2 separate regions of the Homo sapiens genome follow, and region 2 is linked to region 1. Evidence: chromatin loops called from intact Hi-C (ENCODE). Cell type or tissue: transverse colon. All regions are shown on one strand. Each heading gives the region's core, and the rest is flanking DNA. Links, peaks and the distances in the headings are about the cores only. Region 1 has its middle 180 kb from the start of PBX1-AS1. Region 2 overlaps PBX1 (PBX homeobox 1).

The links. Hi-C counts contacts between places; a loop is a spot of excess contacts. Peaks named below come from ENCODE experiments on the same cell type or tissue, not always from the same donor. Only the 100,000 strongest peaks of a DNase experiment are listed, where the experiment ranks them.
Region 2: it touches region 1 in a loop (2.7-fold over the local background); 2 of 110 quality-filtered maps call a loop at or near these places.

What each region holds. Positions count from the first base shown.
Region 1 is chr1:164,950,529-164,959,677 of GRCh38, reverse strand. No RefSeq gene overlaps it. Among named protein-coding and RNA genes, the nearest start is that of PBX1-AS1, 180 kb to the right of the region's middle. In transverse colon, for the core only: no CTCF peak of the experiment used is centred there; no DNase peak of the experiment used is centred there; H3K27ac peaks cover 1,462 bases.
Region 2 is chr1:164,820,212-164,829,360 of GRCh38, reverse strand. PBX1 (PBX homeobox 1) reads right to left here. Exons shown (of 9, transcript NM_002585.4): 8 at 7,735-7,824. Among named protein-coding and RNA genes, the nearest start is that of PBX1-AS1, 50 kb to the right of the region's middle. In transverse colon, for the core only: no CTCF peak of the experiment used is centred there; a DNase peak (open chromatin) is centred at 5,280; H3K27ac peaks cover 2,408 bases.

The DNA of each region.
Region 1 (9,149 bases), core at 713-8,712:
GAGAGTAGTCCCACTGCAATGGGAAGAACGGATTTAATGAGTCAAGACTGGAGGTGGGAAGACCAGCTGAGCTGTTTCTGCAGAAGAACTGCTTGCAAATAGCATCTGGCTTGCAGCCCCATGCCTTTGGATGACAACTTTCCACTAAAATAGTTACAAGCTCACCAAAATCAAAGCCTGATGGACCACACAATGACAGGATTTTTGAGGAATCTTTATTGACGAAAAGTAAAAGGAGCTGGATGGAGAAATACCTACATGAACTTCCCTTCATGTAAAAGACAGCCCCTGAGAAAAGAGAGGGAGATGCTTTATCTCTCTGAGTCAGGGGCTTCACTTGAGTGCTGAAGTCCTCTTCATGGTTTTCTTGTTTTTTCTTCTTCCTTTTGGAGCCAGACTCCTTGGAAGAGTTGTATTCATGTGCTGTTTTCTTTCTTCAACGCCCCATTCTTCAAACCATCATGACATGGCCTCTGCCTTCACTGCTCTGCCCGAACTATTCTTGTGAAGATCACTAGTGACATCATCCCTGTTACCAAATCTCCTCTGTTCTCATCTTACTTAAACTCTTAGCGACATTTGACCCAGTCAAAAACACCCTCTGTCTTGAAAAACATATTCCCTGGTAACTTCCATGACACATTTTTCTCTCTCAAATTTTCCCCTACCTCACTGGTTGTTATTTCTCAGTCTCCTTTCTGTGATCTCCCCCTTTAATCTGAAAATGTTAGGATTCCATAGGTCTAAATCCAGGGCTATCTTCTTTCCAAACCCTTCTTTTTTTTTTTTTTTTTTTTGAGACGGAGTCTCGCTCTGTGGCCCAGGCGGGAGTGCAGTGGCGCAATCTCGGCTCACTGCAAGCTCCGCCTCCCGGGTTCACGCCATTCTCCTGCCTCAGCCTCCCGAGTAGCTGGGACTACAGGCGCCCACCATCACGCCCGGCTATTTTTTTTGTATTTTTAGTAGAGACGGGGTTTCACCGTGTTAGCCAGGATGGTCTCGATCTCCTGACCTCGTGATCCGCCCGCCTCGGCCTCCCAAAGTGCTGGGATTACAAGCGTGAGCCACCGCGCCCGGCCATTCCAAACACTTCTTACATAAGATCATGCTTTACCATCAGTGAAATAACATTTTTTATGAACATGGTTTCCAAATGTATCTCTTTAGCCCAGATATCTCTGAGCTTCAGTCTCACATTTCCAACTCTCTATTCAACATCCCTACTTGAAGATCTCTTACACATTTTAAATATTACATGACCAAAATGGAACTCTTGATGTATGCCTTCTACCCCCAACATGCACATGCCTGCTGAGTACTGGAACACTCTGGTAAATACTCCCCTGGGGATGTCTGTGCACTATTCAGCATCTGCATGTGGGGGGCCACCTCAGGCTGGAGAAAGAATTCCCCAAAAGGATGAGGGGATGTGATCCCTGGTGCTCACGTGGGGCTGGAAGTTGTGTCTGTTCCCACCGGACAGAGTGTAAAACCTCATAACTCACAGGGCAATGAGCAGAGTACTCAAAGGGCTTTGTCTCTATACTGGGGAAAGTTAATGTTACACAAAAATTCTAGGCTCTTGTACTGAGGAACCAAATAATAGATGAAGTGAAACAGCTTAAAAGCAAAACCTGAAAAAAACAAACTCTTTCCAAGTAACTCATAGAGCATCCCAAAACAATGCTCAAGAACAATTATAGAAATTAAAAAATATCCAGCTCCTAACAAAGTAAAAATCACATCCGACATCCAACAAAAAAAGACAGGCATGCAAAGAAGCAGAAAAATACTATCTGCAATGAGGAGGAAAATCAACCTACTATATATATATATATATAAAACTTATTGACAAGAAAACATGGTTGAGATGTAAAATACACTAGATGGGATTAATGGCAGATTAGACATTGCAGAATAAAAGAATAACAAACTTGAAAACATACAGATAAAACTATCTAAAATGAAACACAAAGAGAAAAAATTGTTTCAAAGACTAAGAAGAGAGCTGTGGGACAATTTCAAGCATCTTAATATACAGGAAATTGGAGTCTGAAAGACAGTAGAGCAGGGAACAGTAAAAAAAAATTGAAAGAAACGATAGCTAGAATTTCTCTAAATTTGATTAAAAATCATGAACCTGGAGATCTATAGAATGGAATACTCCAGATATAAAAAGTAATGAACTATAGATCCATGTAGTCATTATAGAAGAATCTCAACATAATCGTGCTGAGTGAAAGAAGCCAGACCACCCCCCCAATCAAGAAAAGAGAGACAGCCTGGTGCAGTGGCTCACGTCTGTAATCTCAACACTTTGGGAGGCCAAGGTGGGAGGATTTCTTGAGCACAGGAGTTCAAGACCAGCCTGGGCAACATAGTAAGACACTATTTCCACTTAAATAATAATAATAATAATAATAATAGAAAAAGTAGCTGGGTGTGGTGTCACGCTGAGGTGGGAGGACTGCTTGAACCCAGTAGGTCAAGGCTGCAGTGAGCCATGATTGTGCCACTGCACTGCAGCATGGGAGACAGAGCGACATCCTGTATCAAAAACAAAGAGAGAGAGAGACAGAGAGAAAATATACTGTATGATTACAGTTATACAAAATTCTAGAAAATTATAACCTAATCTAAAATAACAGAAAGCAGAGTGGTAGTTGCCTGGGGAATCTAGGGTGAGTGTAGAGGATGGGAGCAAGGGATTATTCAGGGGAATGGGGAAACTTTTGGGGATGATGATATGTTCATCATCCTGACAGTAGGTAGTGATGGTTTCACAGGTGTATATAAATTATAAAACTTAGAATACCAGATCTTTGAAATAGTCTAATTTATTGTGTGTCAATTATAACACAAAGCTATTTTAAGAAATTACTTGGCCACCACTGGAGAAATCTTATAAACAACTATTTTTAAAATTAATAAATGAAGAGAAATAAAGGGAAACAAAATCGATACTTTGTCCTTCCTTTCCTATGTGAGCTGTTCTATTGAGGATCCAAAAAAAAGATGAAGAAAAATTTATCTTATACACACATTCCATTTTTTTAATAATAGAGGAATGATAGAATGTGAATTTATCATTTTCTTTTTCTTTCATTTTATTATTTTTTTGAGAGAGTCTTGCTCTGTCGCCCAGGCTGGAGTGCAGTGGCACGATCTTGGCTCACTGCAACCTTCACCTCCTGGGTTCAAGCAATTCTCCTGCCTCAGCCTCCTGAGTAGCTGGGACTACTGATTTTTATTTATTATTTATATATTTATTTATTTTTGAGATAGAGTGTCACTCTGTCACCCAGGCTGGAGTGCAGTGGTGCAGTCTTAGCTCACTGCAACCTCTGCCTCCCGGGTTCAAGCGATTCACCTGTCTTAGACTCCCTGAGCAGCTGGGGCTACAGGTGCATGCCACCATGCCAGCTAATTTTTGTATTTTTTAGTAGAGACAAGGTTTTGCTATGTTGGCCAGGCTGGTCTCAACCTTCTGACCTCAAATGATCTGCCTTCCTTGGCCTCCCAAAGTACTGGGATTACAGGTGTGAGCTGCTGGATGTAGGCACTGATAATCAGTGGCTGCTAAGATTACAAAATAGTGGGAACCAGCCCTTGTGTGTTGCCTGATGTTAGAACACAATATCACCTCTGAAGTAGTCTTGCCCCAAAAACCTGAATGTATATATCCAACAACTAAATCATGAGAAATATATAGAACAGGAGGACATGTTAAAGGATACCATGGAGGTGCAATAGGCAACACCTAGTCTGTGGGAAGCCCTACAGGTCACACTACCCAGACTCTTCAGTAGATCATTACAAGAGAGGAAAAAAATTAAAGGGAATTTATAAATTAAAAGAAATTTGGGAATTTCAACTAATTACAATGTATGCAGCTTATTTGGATCTTAATGTAAACAAAATGTAAAAAGTTAATTTAATTGATATAAAATTGATAAAAACTGGTAGATGAGACACTGGGTATTAGATAGTATTGAGTAATTATCATTAATATTTTATTACATTATCTTTAAAAGTTCATGTATCTTAAGAGTTATATATCTAAATATTTGTGGATGAAATAATATGATGTCTGAAATTTGCTTCCAAAGAATATCGTGGAGGATAGTAGGCAAGTATATTGGTGAAACAAGATTTGCCAGGAGTTGATAATTGTTAAAGCTGGATAATACACACAATACAGTTTATTCTACTATTCGGTGCACAGAATTGAAATTTTCCATAATAAGTTTTTAAATAATTTTACCTTGCTTGAAATCTGAATTTTATTCTGTTTCACAAAGCTAAGGGGAACTACCTTAAATAATGTGGAATGACATAGAACAAATTGAAGGTTAAATAACATTTTGTTTTTTATTAGATATGCAACTAGTTCCATGGGTAGAAATGGCATCTGGAAACAAGACTAAAACCTGCTTGTTTATACCCTAGGACAGAAATTATGGTATTTGTTTAAACTGAAACCGAACAAATCTGACACTGCAAGAAACCACAGACTTCCTTACCCTCATCATTGGCAGAAGCTCCTACCTCAGCGGGATGCTCACATCCAGATTCTTGGATGTTCATCAAGACCAGATTGAGTCTTTAGGGCTTCACCCATCACCAAGCAAAACAATGTCTCGTTGCTTTTCCCCATCGCATATGTCACTGGAGATCAGGATTTCCTGGTTAAAATCTTACCTTTAGGTAGTTGTTGGGAGCACACCTCATTTACTTAAGGCAGACAAGTGGATCAGCCTCAGATCTGTAACAAGTTTCCCTTCCAACAAAGAAAATGCCAGTCTTCCATGTAGTGTTGGTCCTCGGCTTTAGAAACCAGTACATCTTTATATTAATAACTTCTTTCTGCAGAGTCGCTAGCCTGTTTTCTTAACTAGCACTGAGTTCAGAGTCTTTCCTGGGATGTCAATGTGCAACACAGCCGAGTGGGCGACTGCTCTGTAAAAGGAGTTGATCTCAGAATCCCACCGGAGAGTAAAGGAGAAGAGAGAAGAGAGGGCTATTTTTTTTTCTTTCTTTTCTTTTCTTTTCTTTTTTTTTTTTTTTTTTTTTGTCTCTCTCAATGTCACCCTGCTACAGTCAAGAAAAGACAGTGATACTCAACCTTGGATTTACACTAGAATCATCTGAGGAACTTGGAAATATACTCTGGTTATTGGTATAAAATAGCCCCAGGCATTAGTATTTTCTTTTTTCCAGGTGATTCCAGTGTTCAGTCAAGGCCAAGTAGCCCTGATTGGAAGGCCTGACAAACATCAATGACGATGTGAAGCTCCGTCTGTGAACGTGGTTCCTGAATACTTGCCAAACACCCACTCATGAAGGCTCATAGGATACAAAGGGAGAGAATGCACAGTGCTATGAAAACATCAAATGTTTAAGCTGAAGTAAGCATGATCAATATCTTCCACTTTTGTGCCCTCTGATAACTTCAACAAGCTAAGTGCTGTGGAGTCCAGCTGGTTCACTCACTTTTGTCTGTTGCTATCTAACTCTAGAGTTAATAGGTGGTGAAAACAAGTGTGACTAGAGCACGGAAATGGGAGTCAAGGGAGACAGGCTATAGTCCTAGTTTAACCATTGACTTGTTAGCCTGATGAACCAAAACCACACCCCTAGCCACCCTCTGTGGCCATGTAAGCACGGCCACAGTCCCCTCCATAGCCAGCAGGGGCAATTCATCTCAAGGAATTGGTGGCCTGTGCTTGGGACTTACTTTCTTTGCTTTGGTGTGTCCCTGACCCCAGTTTCATCCTACTGCCTTAAACCTAATCTCAGTATTTTTGCCTAGCCCGTGTGGACTTGTGTTTTAGTTCTAATCTCAGTTTTGCTCCAGACTCTGCCTTTCAGATTTTCCCAGGCTCCACAACTCACAGCAATACAATCCCATTCCCACCACAGCCCAGCCTTTTAGAATCCCTCCCATCCCCATTTCATACTCCTCATACTCAGGCCCTCCCTAAGTTTGTCCCGCTAGGCCACCACTTTTCCAAGACATCTAGGCATCACTGGAGAAAACGTAGTACAGAAAGACAATGGATAGGCTCGGTGTTGCCCAAAACTGAATTTGAATCTTCATTCTGCTGCTTACTAGCTCAGTGACTCTTTTTTTTAACACTGGAACCTCTCTATCTTGTACATGATGATATTTACTTTTTAGATATATTATAGGGAATAAATTTAGTAATGTATGCAAAATGTGTGTCCATATAATATAGGCACTGTGCCAATATCAATGTATTGCTTTTCGGTTTTAAATCCAAATTTTATTGCCTGCTCTGTAAAAAATGGAGATGGGTCCTTTAAATATTTCTTTTGCCAGCAGGCACAATGTCAAACTTTGTCAGTAGAGGATGCTAGAAGGACACTGATAGACAATGGAGTTTTCCTTCCTGGTTCCTTTGTGCTTTCTTGCCAATGTCCTGCAACATTTGCAACTTCCACAGTGCTCTACTCCTGCAGTGTAAGTGTCTTCCCCAGGGCAAAGTTCCTGCTGCATGCACAGCTTCCCCAGCACCTATCTTCCACAGGGTGCACAGCTTCCTTAGTCCCCAGAGCCTGCAGCCCAGGCAGCTTCTCCAGCGCCTGGCTCCTGCAGTGCCAGTTTCCCCAATGCCTGGCTTCTGCAGCAGGTCTAGTGGCCAGCAGCTTCCCTGCTTCACCCCCTTAGGTGTCTGCAATGGAGTGCATTGGCAAGGAACCTCCTCATCATAACATTCCCTGGCTGATCCTTTATGGGATTGTTCAGCAAGTTCTCAGGTGCAGTGCCTGACTAGTGACAGCTTCCCCTAGCACTCCACAGGATGAATTCCTAGCAAAGTCCACCTGTTTGACACCTTAGTTAATTCTTTATTATCTAGTGAGCCACAGCTATGCCCTATCTGGATCTCAGGTTGGAAGGAAGAGAGAAGGGAGTCTTTCTGGAACACTTTATATGAGTTCTGGGGGTAGTGACTGCTCCTTTTATCTGCTACCCTATATTCTTTAGACTCTCTTTACCTCTTACTCGCCAATCCCCTGTTACTTCAATCTACTATTATAGTTAATTCTTTATATTACATTTCCTTGTTCACTTTATTGTGTGGTTTCTATCTTCTGGTTGGACCCTGACTGATACATACATCTAATTCATATTAAGCGGGCCCAACACTAAATAGATTGGCCTAGATAATCTGTTATATATTACTTCTCTTCTAGTTCTAAGACTTTAAAAAAAATTCGATTCCACAACTCATGTTACTTCTCATGATAATAAAAAGTGTAATGCATAAGTTATAAATTAATACCTAAGGCAAAACAACAATGAAGGCCCTGACATATGATATGTATTCACAGTAACAGATGGCCAGACCCAGGCCTAGCAAGAATCCTTCAGTAGTCCATATCTCCTGTCTGAGGGCCTTCATTCTGCAGTAACATCCTCCCCTATCTTGCCTCCTAAAGTATTCTTTTAGATTCTTTCAAGAAGTTTGTTCTTTTCTGGAATGTACCTCAATATGGTTTCATGGGAAGGAGTGGATTAGTTTAAAGATGAGATTGCTTATCACTGAGAAACAAAATGTTCTTAGGACTTCAGAAAAATTCAGTGGAAAATGGTCTACATTAGCGGTTTCTAAAGAAACAGAAAAACAAGAATGAGTAAAGTTTGGGTAACAAAGGTTGTAGTGCTAATTGTTCTACTAAGCTGGTAGTCATTTTAATTTTCTGCCAATGGGATATTGTTGAGAAATTTGTTTTAAAATTAAAGTCAGTCTCTTTCCCAATGAGTCACTGGTAATTGGTGCCTTTGAAAAGACCGAACAGGACTACGACTTTAGGTTTCTTTCTTAATTTGCATTTTTAATTAGATGGGCTCTCAAAGGGTTTCTAAGAGTTTTTTCTTTTTGCCTTTGCACTGCCTTTTTTTGGGTTGTTGCTCTGCAATTAGAATTTGTAACAAATGAGTTGCTGGCATATAAATGTCAACTCTGAGGTAAAATACGGCTGCTGAAGAACTGAGCAGGATTCTGACCATTACTTTTTAAATGAAAGCTCTTTCTAGCACATGCCTCTGATGAGGCAGAATTAGTTGCACTGGAAGAAGGAATGCTCAGATTTAACTCTGGTTAAAGTTCTTCCTGTAAATGTATTTTCCCCATGTATTTGAATAAATTTTTGAAGGATACAACCACCACTTCAGAGAACATTTAATTTTTACTCAAGAGCTAGTGTAGAATCATCAAACGGACAAAGTCAACAACCTAGAAGAAGGGAGTTGGATTCAATGAACTCTTCAAAGAGAGTTTCAGCCAAATAGTGTCATCTGGTTAAATTTTGTTTTATTAAATGATTGTAGGACAATAACCATAGGGCCAATATTTAACTAGCCACAAACTAGTAGGCTATAATTGATCATTGCTAAATCATTGTATCCAAACTCTCAGCTTTACTCATTCCTTCACATTTCCAGAGCCCATGATATATGTCTGGTACTGGTGGACAAGAGCCCTGCTCAGTAGCCTTTGCTTTCAGAGTCTAGTAAAGACATGGCTGTACATACAAGAGTGTATTAAATGTGCAGTGGACACAGGCAAAGCAGAATATACATCTGCCATTCCATGAACAGATTATCTAAGCTATTTTTAAAGGCTTCTAAAGAAAAGGATTCTGTAAACTCCCATGACAACCTATCCAGCACGCCGCCAGGAACCACTTCCTCATATCTAGCTTAAGCCCCTCATTCTACGGTTAAGCCATTATTCTCTTGTTCTGTTCTCAGCTGAGAGAGAAAACAGCTGCTCCCCATCCTGCTTAGGTGAGCCTTTTATAGACTTCAAGACAGTGTCTGCCTTCTGTCTACTTCTGACAGGAAAGAAACTGGGGCTGCCAACGAAGATAACAATAATAATTTTCACTTGGAGATGGAATTATTATTGCTATGGTTACTAGTAAGATTTCTTTCCAAAGAGAAAAAGGCATTTATTCACCACTCTGCCTCAAAGAACAAAGTGCTAATAAACCCTTCTGGTTTGTCTGATTTGTTGATTACTCAGAAACGTCAAATGGGAACTGGTCAAAACATGTCCCTCTGCCATTTGGACTAGGGTGGAGAACTTGATGAAAACCAGTTCTTCTCTCAGTTTCTGAGC
Region 2 (9,149 bases), core at 620-8,619, 130 kb after region 1:
GCTAGTCACTCACAAAATCTATGTAAGAATAACAAATGTCAATCATGCTTATAAGCAATTCATATATTTATAGTTGATAGGAGTATGATTATATGTGTGTAAATGCACCTTACAATGGCCATTCACCAAATTTTTGAAAATAATATTGACTATACTGGCTGGTATATTTCTTCTCTTTCAGAGAATCAGATAACTGAACCAGATAACTGCCAGTTCTTTTTGCTTTCTATGACTTTATGAAGTATAAGAACCATGTCCTATTGATGTGTGTATTCCTGGTACTGGAAATTAGAAGGATCTCAATAAACATTTGTGGAATAAGGCATTTTTATTTACTTATTTACTAATACTATCAAATTGAAACATATTTAGAGATGTGAAAAAGAATTTCCTCAAACTCAAATGTAGCCAGAGATTGGGATTTTTAAAAATTACCAATTTTAAAACAAAGGGATTTTCTAAGAAAAAAGTCTAATATTTTATCCGAAAACAAGCTTGTCTAAGAACATGGAACTCTTCCTAAAAGGCAAGAAGGGGTGAGGCTAGACTCAGCAAGAAGAAGACTGTCTTCAGAAATCAATGCTAATGTTTCCCATAATTAATTTGCCTTATTTAATTGCCTTAATATTTGCTGACATCTAGAGGGACCATGCCACTTTCAGGAGCAACCATAAAAAAAAAAACCTATCCCTTTGAGGTTGTGATTTTTCTCCACAGAGCAGAAGGAGGGACCAACTTGAGTCTGGAACAACTAACCAGATCCTAGCCTGAGGACAGCATGGCTACGGGGCCAAATGCGGGCCAGGCTGGGCAGGATGCTATAAAACACCAATTGCAATGAAAGGAACATAGCATACGCTGTCATCTCACAGTTGAGAATCTTCCCCAAAACACAATCTTGCATTTTCTTGGGAATGGAAAAACAATAATTGTTTATAAATGGAACTGGCATTGGAAGATGCCCTAAACAAAATCCAGCTCAACTGTCCTCTTTGGAATTCAGAAAACTGAGTCCTATCATGAGAAACTGACTTGTTCATAGTCACACAGGCAAAAGTGGAATGTACATGTACACACACACACACACACGCATACACAAACACACACAGCCTAAATGTGATACTGTTTAGTGTGATCATATCACTAGGTTTAAGATCATAACTCATTGCAACTAGTTCTACAAAGAGAGAAGCAGTTTCTACAAAATAATGCTTTTTATTATATTATTAAGTCCATGGTATATCTATTTGGTTGGGGTTGGTACTTTTCTCAAACTGTTGCTGGTTGGTCCTAAATTCCCCCCTTCTGTCATATAATTTAATTTCAAATTCCCTCCTAGGCTATAGAGTTGGTCAGTTCCCTTGGTCTAGTCTTCTAGGAACAGGAAATTCAATCCCAGACAAAGTGCTGAATGAGACTAAAAGGGAAAATGTACCCTGACTGACATCAGAGTTTCTCCAATTTGACCTGGATGTACCATGATGTAGCTTCATTCCTCAAGGTAAAAAATGCTTATGTTTATTGAATGAATGAGTGAATGAATGAATAAGCAAATGAATAAATGAATGCATGAATAAGCCATTGAATGATCTGACCTCATTTGTACTTTTAAGGGCTTTCACTTGGGAGCTGGGGAAAAACATTGGATTGCATATGAAATCACATTACTGGGATATTTTTTGCTTCTTCAATCATCGTGGGCTGAAATAAAATGCTTTTCTGGTCTCAGGTTTGTTATGGTGCTAGGTTTAAAGGCCCTATAAGAAGGAAAGGCACTTACTTACTCTGTTTCCCAATAGTTTTGTCATGAAGGAAAGTGAGGCTGTTAGCTTCCATCTATCTACTCTATCTCTGCTGCCTTCAAACACTATACAGTCTGGTCTGCCACATTCAGACCCCTCGATTTTCCTTGGTACCTTTACCCCTCAGTTTTGGGGCTGTTCACTAGTTCCTGGTCATAGCACCAGAAGGTACCCAAAGACAACCAACTGGGGGGCACATCTGGGTATGTTTTCATCCCTTTGAAATTCAAATTCAGCTGGTAAAATAGAAGAATTAAAACTGTGTATAATTAACATGAGTTTTCAAAGATATGCATATGAATTTTAATTATTACCCTCAGTTCCCAGCCTTACAATTCCACATGTGGCAACATCTTACTAATATATACTTTAAGTGGAAGGAGGTCTCTCAGAAATAGTTAAGAAAAAATTAAAATTATGGCATGTGGCCAAGTATTACTAAGTATCCCCGTGGTATCCAAATGTCTGAAATATGTTCATTTAAATAGGAGGCTATTTTTGTCCTAATGATTTATATACTATTTATTTACTTGGTAAATGTTCCTTTTTCCCCCTTACCTAACATGGGAGAAAAGAAAAAACAAAAACACCTATGTTACAGTTTTACAATGATAAAAGCTTCATCTCTATTTTTCTATTACTATAATGATTACAAAGCAAGATTAATGAGTTTTTTTTGTGTCATAAATTGATGTTAACGGCATGTTACCTTTGTAGAGATAATGCTGACACTTATTTCCATTTTCACCAAACCTTTTGAATAAGAAAAATCCACAGGGGTATCTATTTACATCAAAGACTGGCTGGAGTAAATTCATTCCCATAACCCACATTTTAAAACAATTAAATATAGTGGCCAGGTGCAGTGGCTCACACCTATAATCCCAGTACTTTGTGAGGCTGAGGCAGGAGGATCACTTGAGGTCAGGAGTTTGAGACCAGCCTGGCCAACATGGTGAAACCCCATCTCTACTGAAAACACAAAAATTAGCTGGGCATGGTGGTGCAAACCTGTAATCCCGGCTACTTAGGAGGCTGAGGCACAAGAATCGCTTGAACCCAGGAGGCAGAGGTTGCAGTGAGCTGAGATCACACCACTGCACTCCAGCCTGGGTGACAGAGCGAGACTCTGCCTCAAAAAAAAAGAAAACAAACAAACAAACAAAAAAGGTTTACCCTAAAGAATAATGCTTTCTGCTATCACAAATATCCAAGGAATTCAAAGGGAAAAGTTTGTGTAACGAGAGCACTTCTTCCTTCCCATTTGGGTTTCAAGATATAATTTGAACACTGGGGTTGGCTAGAAAGAATAGAAGTTACTAACTCTAATGAAAGAGTTTTCTGGAGGGATGATCTACAATTTAGTCTGGTGTCCCTTGAGCTAACAATGAATCAAAGATCATAAATGTAGAATTCTAGAGCTGTTGAGCTGAAAGAGAGCTTTCAGTTTGCTTATCTAATAAACTTTACAGATGAAGCAACAACACAGAGGTGAAGTGACTCCTTAAAAGAAAAGTCACAAGAAGGACCTAAGTTTCCCAATTTCAAGTTGCTTCCACCTTCCTCCAGGTTGTCCTTGGAGGTTCCAATACCACATCTAGTAGGGAGGGCAATTACAACAATGAGAATCCAGTTACAACAATGTTATGTTGCTACATGCACAGCTATCCCACAAACAATACTATGTTGCTACATGCATGGCTATCCTACAAACAGGTATATATACTTTTTTTAAACAGGGATTCTTTTAGTATAGAAACACAGGGACTCTTTAAGGATAGGAGGAGTGAAAGAAATTTTACAAAATTCATAATAAGAATGATCCTACTGCTGAGGATAATTATGTCTGCAATATCATCACCATATAAATTCACACACTTACTGCTGATTTGAATCTTATTCTCAGAGAATATACATCAGCCGGAAAGTTTGAAAAACTTTTTCCAAAAAGAAAGACTTAAGGATATTTTTGGATCTTAAAGACAGTATAATTGTGGATAAGCATTTAAAGTAGTAATTCTCATCAGATACTTTATAGCTGGTACACTAGATGTGGCTATTGGTCATTAAAATGAATTTTTAATTTAGTAGCATCTTTTCTTCCCCTCCCTGATTTATTCATTCAACGAACATGTTTTGAGCAACTAGAACATGCATTTTTAGGACCATACACATGGGCAGAAGTGAAAGACACAGAGGTAATTTCTGCGCATGTATGTACAGTGCAAAGAAAATGTGTGTCTGTGATAAAGTAGAGAGAAGAGGGGGAGAAGGACTAAGAAGAAGAAAGACACGAAGGAGGAGCTGGGCTTGAGACTCAGTGTGATTTGGATAGTGGGGTGGGATGGAGAGGTGATGTGGGAATGAAAGGACATTTGTGTAGATGGCATACATGAGTAAATGTAAGGGGAAAAATGGGTAATGAGGTAAAGATGAGCTGGCCATACTGAATGGCATCCAGAGTTTATTTTGATGACAGGAGGATGAGGTAGAAGGACAGGAAGGCTGGGCCCAGATGTAAGAGACCCTGAATGTCGTACTCAGGGTTTGAGCTTGCTTGGGTAGGCAATAGATTTCTGAGCAACGAATGACAAAATTCAGAGGGTGTGTGGGAGAGAGGAGGAATTAAAGACAGCAACAGTGATTAGGAAGTTATGGCAATAGTCTAGTTAATGAACTATTTCTAGAACTAGGATGGTGGCAGTGAGAATGGATAGGAAAGAATGTGATAGCTAAGTGATCTTTAAGTATGTCTGATTGACAGAGAAGTGGAGTAATCTCCCTCCATTACTTAGAGCCACTCTAAGCTTAGTAAGTATTGCCCATTGTCACATGAGAACACAAAGTACTTAAGGAGGTATAATTTAACTCTCACCATGGCTAAGGAAGGGGGTCTTTAGGCCTTGCATAACACTATATCCATCTCAAAAGCACACCTTTCCATCAGAAGAGAAAAAAAAGTGACAAATGTGTCCTAACCTATCCTCACTAGGAACTACCTACTGAGAAAACTGCTCACATCAGAGGAGAAAAAAGGTCAAATCAGAAAGTTATCACTTACAAAATTTCATACTGCATTCATGTGGAATAATTTATGCTTTGCCAATCCCTTTCCGACTTATTTTCTCATTTGCCCTAAGCCAGTCCTTGAAGTAAGTATAAAGGGTGGGAATTACTGTCCCCATTTTCTAGAAGAGAGATTCAATATTTGCCCACGGGCACATGAGTTACTAGGACTAGCAGCTCCCAACTCCCTTTATAATACTCCTACCACCGCACCTTGCAATTCTACTGCTGTGTGGTCAGTTAAAGGCAAATGGTCTGAACTTTACAGGGCTTAAAATAGATGCTGCTTGGATAAGATATGGGTGCTGTGAAAGCCCAGCCAGGGGAGCAGATAAACGCTGCCCAGAAAATGTCCTCCACCGAATCAAACACAATCCAGAGCCCAGCTGGGAATTCCACTGCAGCTTTGGGGTTAGGAACTGTTTATTTTCATTTCTTGGCTCAAAGCTTTCATTCCTGTCCTTGTCTCTTCTTGTCTCCCCTCCTCTCTCTCTCCTGCTGGCAGTCATTGTCCTGCTCTATACACACATGTCTTAGCATCGAATACCACCATCTAAAAATACATCTCACTATAACAAGCTTAGCCTCCTGCAGGTGGCACAATTTAAAACTGATATCAAAAGAACATATCACGATCAGCCTTTGATTCATTTACCCTGCATATTAAAGACCCAGAAATAAAATAACCACAGTTCATGGAAAAAAAAATTAATGCAAAGTGAGAGACTCTTTCAAGTGGCATTTTCAGGCCCAGTTTTTGTGGTGGGCTTATGTCATCAGACATAATTGTCTGCACATGTTTGGTTACACTATTTCAGAAATTATTCCCAGCCCACCAGATGATGTCAGAGGGGTCAGTGTTGACCCCCCCCCCCACCCCCCAGAGTCTGACTGCTGCTCTCTCTCTTCTATGCTGCCCAATTAGGAAAGAAAGACGCCAAATAACAGCAGTGTCAGCCCCATTTCCTGCCCAGTCATGTGGACTTCCTTCAGTTCCTTTTGAGTATGGCCAGGTTCTTGTCCCTACACTCTTGTGCTTTCCTCATGTTCTTCTCTTCTGCTTATGCACAGAGCAAAGCTTTCTCTGGAAAAACTTATATCCCAAAAAGATTCAGGAAATACATAAATGCATGTGTGTATAAACCTGCACTCAGACAAAATCCAAACAACTTCATTCATTTGGAATTCTTTTGGAGAATACACTTTCCCACAATGGCTTCTTGTATTTTTCCAAGCAGTCTTCCCAGTAAGTCAGCCATCAATGCAGTACTAATAGTTAATGTAGTTAGAACAAGCACAAGATGGGAAGAATCTCTCTGTCCTAAAAATCCTTCCAAGAAAGTAAAATGATTGTCTAGAATATGTTTAACAGGGTTAACTTTGACTTCTCTCCTTCCATTCCAGAGAAGACTTGATAAATATTGTGTAAACTCAAGAGGAGATTCTGCCTGAAAAAGGTAGAAAATAAAGACTCCCTAATGTAAGTGGCCTTAAAAGTCATCAAGACAATCAAAATCTGCTGCCTGACTTCCTTCTGCAACATCCTTACCAAGCAGCTAGCCAAGCCATGTTTGAATTTTCCAATGATGGGGAACACTTAAGGGCAGCCAACCCCTTCTTTGGAGGACTCTTACTGTGAGAAAGGTCCATCAGATGTTGAAGTGAAACCTGTTTCTCTGAATCCACTACTTAGTAGTCCTATCCTATCCTAACCCCTTTAGATCATTCATGATGAATCTAATAGTGTTAGCATGCCTTACACTACTATGTAACCCCCAAATTTTCTCTTTTATGAGGTAAGAATTCCTAATGTGTTCAATCATTCCTCATCTGATCTGAGAAATAACTGATATTCTCTTAATCCTCCCAAACCAGACAGAATCATGTATGACTTGACCAACGCAGTTGAAGAGGTCATCACCTCCTTCACTGCAGACATTATATCTCCATTAGTATAGATTACATTAATAAATCATGCCTAACTCTTCTTCCTTCGATCCCTCATTCACTTTAATCATAGCAACAGAAACAAACAATAAAAAATGATCACTACCCACCACCCAAACCTTTCTTCAATAGTTAAGAGCCAATAGTTCTACTCAAGCCTCCTGTGACCTCTAAAAGCCCAGGAATCATCCCTGATCTAAAAAACAGCCTCCTTTTCCAGGCTGCCCTCTTGTCCCAGCTTGCTGTCACCGCTGCTGAGAAAGCAGACGATTGATCTGAGAAATCAAGTTGGATTGCTGTCCCAAATCTACACTCGGTTCTCCTTGTGTCTGTCTGATCGATTTCACTCTGTGCGACATAGCTTGTCGCTATGAATTTTCATGCTAGTCAGGAGCCGCCAGCGTACCCAAGAACAAGTAGAAGATGGTCTGCATCCCTCCCCATCCCTTCTACATACCCAGCTTCTGTGTTAATTTTCTTTTTAATCGTCCATAGACAGATTGAAAAAAAGTATTTTTTTTTTCAGACCACAGACGTGGATGCAATGGATTTTGGCTACTGGTTTCACCTCCCAGGTTCCCAGGCCCCAGCTTGTGGTCACATTTCCTACCACTGTTGTACTAGGTGTCACCTGTTTAGCAGCTCCTCTAGCTGAACGCATGTGGCCGCAGGTGCCATGCAAACACTGATTGCGTCTGACAGCCCTAGACGCCAGCTGCCTGCATGAAGCCTGCCCAATCGCCACTTTTTTTGTGGGTAGAATGCTGCCGATGGCATGACCGATACAGAAACAAGAAACTAGGTGACCGTAAAGCTAAGATAAGCCCTACTAAGTGGCATTCTGGGCCCTATGGCTTTGAAATAATTGGTAGTGAAAGAATAAAAACAAAGCAGGGGGTGGGGGGGCTTGTTTTCTTACACTGATGCCCTGCGGACTGTACATCTGACTGGCTGCGAGTCCATCACTGTATCCTCCTGTCTGGCTGATAACATGGCGAAGGGTATCCACCTAAACAGATGAACAATAACAGAGAGAAAATTAGTCAGAGAGGTGTAGGAAAAGGGAGGCAGATCATCATCAGGCAGGCCACCATTTGGGCATGCCATATTAATGCAATCATTTTGGAGACAGTTGTCCTGGGAGAGTCCATTAGGAGGAGGCTAGCTTCCTCCGTATGCCAATCCATAAAGAATTCTGAGTTCAGTAAGCAAGACGTAAAATGGTAAAAGAAAACTGGGATCTCCACATTGAAACTAGTTCAACAAGTCTGCATGAGATGGTAAGGATTAGGATGATAGAGGGAGCTGGAGGGGAAAGCATGAAGGAATTTTCTTTTCTCCCCATTTTTCTTCCCTACAGGTCATCCTATACAGCTGTTCCTTTGCTGGGTATCCTATAAAAACAAAGGTTCTGTTTAGAGGAGGTTTGGGCAGCCATCTCACAGAGAGAGCAGTACTTGATTGAGACCTTGTATTTTTTGAGGACTTAAGTGATGGCCAGTTGTTTAGTCACTTGACCAAAGCCTGACCATATCACTTCAAACTGGTTTCCAGGCAATGTTTCTCAAGAAAGGGGTGAATCGCTGACCAGTTGGTCTGTTCCGGGCTTGTAATGCTTCTTGTTCCACATGGAGGGTGGGAAACTAGGCTGACATGGCTCAGAACTTCCCTAGTAATTCTGACCCACAGCATACTACTTTACCCTCTCACAACATGTTTCATGCTGAGGTAGTAGGATGGCTTCTTCAAGTATCATGAAGGAAATCTGCTTACTATGGAACACTAAAATTTGATATCACATGGCTTGATTTTGCTTCCCAATGTGGACTTCTACTCATCACCAGAAACTCAAGTCCCTTGACCTCAAGGATGACTAAGAAATGTATTTAGTCAACCTGGCTGGGTGTTTTTAAAGCTTAAAATGAAAACGTCCGATAGTAATATATTTGCTTGCTTGTTAATTGCCTCTTTATATGGTAAATATTGAGCAGGAGAAACCAACACATGAGAGGGAGACCTGGAAATTGAGGTAACATCCTGAACACCTCCTCCTTTTCCCTTTGGTGAATAAAGAATATGCTGGTTCCACCTGCCTGATGTGTCTCGGTCACCTTGCCCTGTGCTTACTGTTCTTCTCCTGCCTTCCAAGTACAACTGAAAAGCCAGAGCCAAATGCATTCACAAAGTGTGGACGAGATTCCCCATGACAATGGTTGTCTTGATTTTGGTTCGGTCGTTGGTAAGGTTTTGGTTCTGATCTGTTTTTCTCTCTCTCTCTGGACAGAAGCAGGAAGTCCAATACAACTGAGGGCTCTTGGACTCTAAGGCATTCAC